2 separate regions of the Homo sapiens genome follow, and region 1 is linked to region 2. The links are chromatin contacts, found by Hi-C or POLR2A ChIA-PET in ENCODE. All regions are on one chromosome and are shown on one strand. Each heading gives the region's core, a stretch centred on a gene start or an enhancer-like site at or near the end of the contact. The rest is flanking DNA. Distances are from core to core; before and after follow the strand shown.

Evidence for each region. A loop is a pair of places that touch in the nucleus more often than their neighbours do. ChIA-PET counts read pairs that join two places held with the same protein, here RNA polymerase II (POLR2A). Pooled maps may share reads with other maps.
Region 1: a loop to region 2 is called in a pooled map, with 2.4 times the contacts of the local background. The contact joins the enhancer-like site here to the promoter of SCAI in region 2. A Hi-C loop is called at or near these places in 2 of 50 pooled maps. POLR2A ChIA-PET finds 5 or more read pairs at or near these places in 2 of 52 experiments (BJ and GM12878).

What each region holds. Positions count from the first base shown.
Region 1 is chr9:124,817,324-124,820,354 of GRCh38, forward strand. No RefSeq gene overlaps it. Among named protein-coding and RNA genes, the nearest start is that of WDR38, 35 kb to the right of the region's middle. Within about 2 kb of position 1,473, at least 10 of the 41 ENCODE cell types and tissues checked have a DNase peak (open chromatin) inside an H3K27ac peak, as active enhancers do.
Region 2 is chr9:125,141,893-125,145,125 of GRCh38, forward strand. It overlaps SCAI (suppressor of cancer cell invasion), which reads right to left and starts at 1,636. Exons shown (of 18, transcript NM_001144877.3): 1 at 1,493-1,636; 2 at 741-785. The coding sequence starts at 1,545. RefSeq lists a silencer at 1,255-1,754.

The sequences.
Region 1 (3,031 bases), core at 223-2,722, 320 kb before region 2:
TCCATAGACACACCAACCAGAAACATAACAGCAATGCCACTCCACCACTGCAGTGGCCACTGGAGCCACATCCTTCTCACCCTGCACACACCCCTGGGGCTGACTCTAGTCCCATGCAAGCCAAAATGGCTGGGCTTTGGGTGACCTGGATCATGACATCGCTCCTTGAGCCCTTCACCAGCCTGTCCCATCTGCTCCCCACTACCCCATTTTTCCTGGCTTAAGACCCCAGCCAGAGGTCCAGCGTGGTGGCTCACACTGGTAATCCCAGCACTTTGGGGGCCTGAAGCGGGAGGATCACTTAAGCCCAGGAATTTTTAGATCAGCCTGGGCAACACAGTAAGACCCTGTCTCTGCAAAATACTAAAAAATTAGCCAGGCATGGTGGTGCATACCTATAGTCCCAGCTACTCAGGATGCTAAGGTGGGAAGATCACTTGAGCCTGGGAAACAGAGCAAGACTCTGTCTTTTTTTTTTTTTAAAACGGAGTCTTGTTCCGTCCCCCATGCTGGAGTACAGTGGCACGGTCTCAGCTCACTGCACCCTCCGCCTCCTGGGTTCAAGAGATTCTCCTGCCTCAGCCTCCCACATAGCCGGGATTACAGGCACCCACCACCAAGCCTGGCTAATTTTTGTATTTTTAATAGAGAAGGGGTTTCACCACGTTGGCCAGGCTGGTCTTGAACTCCTGACCTCAGGTGATCCACCTGCCTCGGCCTCCCAAAGTGCTGGGATTACAGGCTTGAGCCACCATGCCTGGCCACTAATTACTATTAATTTATGAGTTTACCTGCTTCACATCCATCTCCCCTCTGTGAGCTCTGTGAGAACAGACCTCGTTCCCCACTGTGTCAGCACCCAGGAGATTCTCAACGTATGTCCTCAGATAACCAACTGATGTATGTTGAAACCTTGGGCAAGTTCCTACATGAACTCCTGAGCCAGCCACCCTTGGCTCTGAAGCCATGGCCGCTGCACAAGCTACACTTCTTTCATTTATTTGTGCAGCAATATTTGTTAAGTCAGGTTCCACACAGAAATCTCTAGAATGCCATCTCAGATCATGGAGGCTGGAGAGCAGACAGGATATTAACGGCGACTCTCTTCATCTTGCGGTTCTAGGAAAATGAGAAAACCCATCTTCAGAGAAAAACACCTGCCTAAAAACCCCCACCCCAGTCTGCAACTACAAAAAAAAGCTGTGGCCTTTCTCTTGTCTGTGGCAATAACACTCACAGCACTGGATATGGCAGGCACACGGCTGGCTGTGCCCTGATCCAGTGTTCAAGGCAAGCCTGTGGCCCACAGAGGCTGAGGCCATAGAGCTCTGTGGGCTCGGGGGCTGGACAGGCTTATCTCTGACCTTTATCATCCTGGCGGACAACATCACATGCCAAAAAGAGCAGTCACCGGGCGATTGTGAGTAAGCTCTTAGCCTGAGGCTCAGTGCACGGTGGGCGTTCAGGAAGTGGTGGCCACTGTCAGGGTTGTGACCAGGTGGTTCTCTGCTCAGAGCATCTGCTCTCTGTCCTGGCAGGTCTGCATGTCATGTGCTGTGGGCTGTGCACCATGACACATACCTTCCGTGTGCCAGGCTCAGAAGCACCATGTTCAGCAAGTCCCTTCCCTGCCCTTGAGAGCCTGCTGGGAGCAGGGAAGCCACACTCAACCACACCCTCTCGCTGAGCTTTACTGCTGGAAGAGTGGAGAGCCCGGGGCCTCCATGTGCCTTGCTAAGGAGTGTGGGCTGCTCCCGGAGCCACAGGAGCCATGGGAATCCGCACAGGAGCCACGGAGCGGCCCACACCTCCCAACCAGCTTTGGATCAGGGCAAGGGAGCCTCCCCTGGTCACCTCAGGTGGTACAGTCCTCGAGAGGGCCCTCTCTGCTCTTTAGACTTTTTTCCTGCGACTTCAAGGTTCCAAATCTCCCCGTGGCCAGTGTGGGAAAGGAATGAGTAGGAACCATCTGCAGGAGCTACATCGTCCAAGCCTTTGCTCTAAGCCAGGTGTGGTGCTGATTCTTTATGGCACTATCTCATTGAATCCTCCCAGTAGCCCCATAAAATTGGTACCGTTGCTGCCCACATTTCACAAATGAGGAAACTGAGGCACAGGCTGCTACAGTGTTTAAGGCCACCCACACAGCTGGAAGTGGCTGAGCTGCAGTGCCACCCTCTCAAAAAGCTGCACCAATCGTCCTCGACCTCAGCCCACATAGGCTCATGTCAGAATCACTGGAGAGTTTCAAAAGATGCTGGTGCTCAGACGCCACCCTGGACCATATACCAGTCCGTGGGAGCGAGGACCAAAATTTGGAGGGTTTTATTTAGTTTTATTTATTTGTTTATTTATTTCGAGACAGGGTCTCACTCTGTTGCCCAGGCTGGAGTGCAGTGGTGCAATCATGGCACAATGCAGCCTCTACCTCCCATGCTCAGGCTATGCTCCAGCCTCAGCCTCCCAAGTAGCTGGGGCAACAGGCACACACCACCATTCCCAGCTAAGTTTTTAAAATTTTTTTATAGAGATGAGGTCTCACTATGTTGCCCAGGCTGGTCTCAAACTCCTGACCTCAAGCCATCTTCCTGCTTTAGCCTCCAATGTGCTGGAATTACAGGCATGAGCCATGGTGCCCAGCCGTTTTGGGCGGGTTTTATTTATTTATTTAGAGACGGAGTCTCACTCTGTTACCCACGCTGGAGTGCAGTGGCGAAATCTTGGCTCACTGTAAACTCTGCCTCCTGGGTTGAAGAGATTCTCCTCCCTCAGCCTCCTGAGTAGCTGTGATTACAGGTGCACACCACCACACCCAGCTAATTTTTGTATTTTTAGTAGAGAGGATTTCACCGTGTTGGTCAGGCTGGTCTCGAATTTCTGACCTCATGATTTGCCAGCCTCGGCCTCCCAAAGTGCTGGGGTTACAGGCATGAGCCACCGTGCCCAGCCTAATTTTTGTATTTTTGGTAGAGACAGGATTTCACCATGTTGGCCAGGCTGGTCTCGAATTCCTGACTTCAGGTGTTCCACC
Region 2 (3,233 bases), core at 386-2,885:
ACAGTACTTGGCACATAGTAGATGCTCAATAAAATTAGTTTATTTTTTGAGGCAGGGTCTTGCTGTGTTCCCCACACTGGAGTGCAGTGGCATGATCACGGCTCACTGCATCACTGCAGCCTTGACTTCCTGGGCTCAAGCAATCCTCCCACCTCAGCCTCTTGAGAAGCTGGGACTACAGGTCCACAACACCCGCTCAGCTAGTTGGTTTTTGTTTTTTTAATTTTTTGTTTTTGTGGGTACATAGTAGGTGTATATATTTATGGGACCGGCTAGTTTTTCAATTTTTTGTAGAGACGGAGTCTTGCTCTGTTGCCCAGACTGGTCTTGAACTCCCAGGCTCAAATGATCCTCCTGCCTCAGCCTCCCAAAGAGCTGGGATTGAAGGCATGAGCCACCCCAGCCAAGATGAGCTTTTTAAACAGAGATGCTGGAGAAAATGAAATTATGGCTAAGGTTAAAAAAAAAAATAGCTGAGATCCTTACACAACATCAAAAAGTAAAAAAGTAGGATTTCTCAAGATTTCCCACATTATCTTAGATACCAAGAAAAAAAAAATCGACTGTAGAGGTAGTAATTTGAAGTCCTCAAAAGAAAAATCATGCATGTGGTTATATTCTTTTAAAAGGGGGATAAATAAGAAACTTCATCTACTGACAGTATACAATTATGCAGTACGGCACAGGTGCAGCCAAGCAAAAAGAAAAACATGAAGCAAAATAGGAAGGCACTGCCTTACCTGCTTCTCCGTTTTCGAGGCGGTTTCTCCACTGTGCCAGTCAGTCTGCAGACCAAACAAATAAGACGGTAACTAAAAGTAACATACAAGAAAACATCTCCCGGCGCTACCGTGCCAGTCAAGAACTAAATAGACCACCCTCTGGGACCACAGGCTCGCCAAGCCCAGATCTGACCTTACAAACGCCTCATGCCCTGTTTCCCCTATTTACCAAGACCTAGCATTCCTGGGACTCACCGTTCCCCCAATTCCCCCTGAGCTCAAACCTTCCTGGTCCCTCACCCCATCCTCGACCCCTGCTCGTCACAGCCCAGCTCCCCAAAATCACCCACCTCCACCTACTCATTGTCTGCCTCGTCACCCCCGCAAGCCCCCCTAGCCTCCCCTTTCCTGTGCCCACCCGTTCCCGACCGTGCACTGCCCCCTCCACGCCCCGCCTCTCCGGGCCCGGCGACCCCCGCATTCCACGGCCCCTCCGGGGGCGCGCCCGCCTTGCCCCTCCCGGCCCCGCGCCGCCAGCCTCACCCCTCGGCGCCCCTTCCCTCACACGCCCCTCTCACCTGGCCTCGAGGAGGCGATCGCGCCCAGCCCGCGCCGCCGCCTGCAGGCGCCCCCAAGGTCCCCCCAGCCTGCACCCCCCGCCCCTCCGGTCTCTGCGCCCCGAATGCTCCACCGCCCCGAGCCGCTGCCCCTGGGCCCGCTCCCTGGCCCCCACCCCATCCCCAACCCCGGCCTCCACCCAGCCCCCGCACCTGGGGGCCAGGCGACTCCGCGGCTGCTGGGGCTGCCGGGCTCCTCTGACCATCCGGCTCCTGCTCCGCCGCGGGAGCTGCTCCGGCGGCCGCAGGGCTCGCTCGGGAAGCTGAGGCGGCGGAGGCTGGAGTAGGCGGAGAGGCGGGAGGAGGGCCTCGCGCCTCTGCCAGGCTTGCCGCGGGGCCCGCCTCCTCCGCGCCTCTCCTCGGCTCCCATTGGCTAGAGCAGTAGTGTGGACGGAAATCTGTCAGTCGATTGGACGCTCGGCCCGTCACATCCCGCGCTGCCCACCCAGAGGTTTGGTTGAGACTGCAGGTGGCGGCGGAGGTGCCTTAGAGATTGCTAGCAGGGCCGGAGGAGACCCTAGCGCCACCATGCGTCTAAAAGTAGGAACTGCACCCCCGGCTCCAGACACCTGCCCCAGGTTCTCCTGGCTCTGCGTCCTGCATACCACACACCTGCTGGCGCCCCTCCACCTCTGCACCACGCCAGGACCGAAAACAAGCCCTGAAATCTCCCAATTTCTTCTAGCAGGTGAGACAGTGAGGCAACTCTCACAAACGTGTTTCCTTTTAAGCCACCTCGAATGCGATCCTTGTCCCTACATCTTGCTGAAATTGTCTCACAGCTCACAGCTACCCCTCAAAAAGGACCCAGCCAGAAAACTCTAAGAATCCACCAAAATAAAGCATGGTTTGGATGCTCAATCCTCTGCAGAAAAGCTCACTAGCTTGGGTGCAGGCTTTTAAGAAAGTAAGATTTTTTTTTAATTACCATGAAAGAAAAATCAGCACTACAAACAGAACCAATGCCATACTAAAAGCAACGTGTTCCATTTTGAAAGGCCTGGACAAATTTGATCCCTGAATGGAAGCTGACCATCCTGATTGTGTGACCATTGCAAGTTCTACACCAATTAATCAATTTTAAAATAAATTGTACTGTATTTTTTGACAAACAGGCATGCAAAACTGCCTTTCATAAGCATAGTTACCCTTCTTCTGCTTTAACAAAGCCATCCTTGAAAATAAGACTCAGCTCATTAACGTATTATAAAATTCTTGAAGGTGGGAAGGCCTCTCTAAATCTCTACTCCTGTGTGAACTTGTTTGGTATATTCTCAGCATCTGTTCAGAGTTGGGAGGAGGCATAAAACTTTCTCTTAAGTCACTTCCATTTTATTAGAACATCTTTTATGCCTCAATAATATGACAGCGTCGAGTAGTACATGTCAACATTGGGGTGGGGAAAATCTCTCATTGATCTCCATAAGCGGCAAAAATTAGGATACTAGTTTTTCACAAAACCAAATGTATTTGGTGTAAAGAGTTGTCTTTTCTTCTGAGATGGTCCTACCTACATCTTTAATGGTAAAATGACTTTCCATTTATGAAGTAATACTGACGGTAAATTGTAGTAGGAATTGAAAAATTGCTTTGAAAAAATGTCAAATCTCTGTTGGTCCCCCAAATTAGTATTTCACGTAATCCTAAAGTCACAGAACCACAAATCACCTCAATCTCAACTAACAGTTTCCACCCATATTATCAAGCCAGAGAGAGGAAAGAACTCGAGAATAATTTGTGTCAGACGAAGGGGGATCATCAACTCACTAGGGAAGTAATCTTGAAATACATTTATTATATTCCTTATTAAAAATCCATTGCCTGCTTTTTAGCATCTTCCATAATTGACCAATCCTCACTGATATATGGCAGATATTGTCAATAAAACAGGACC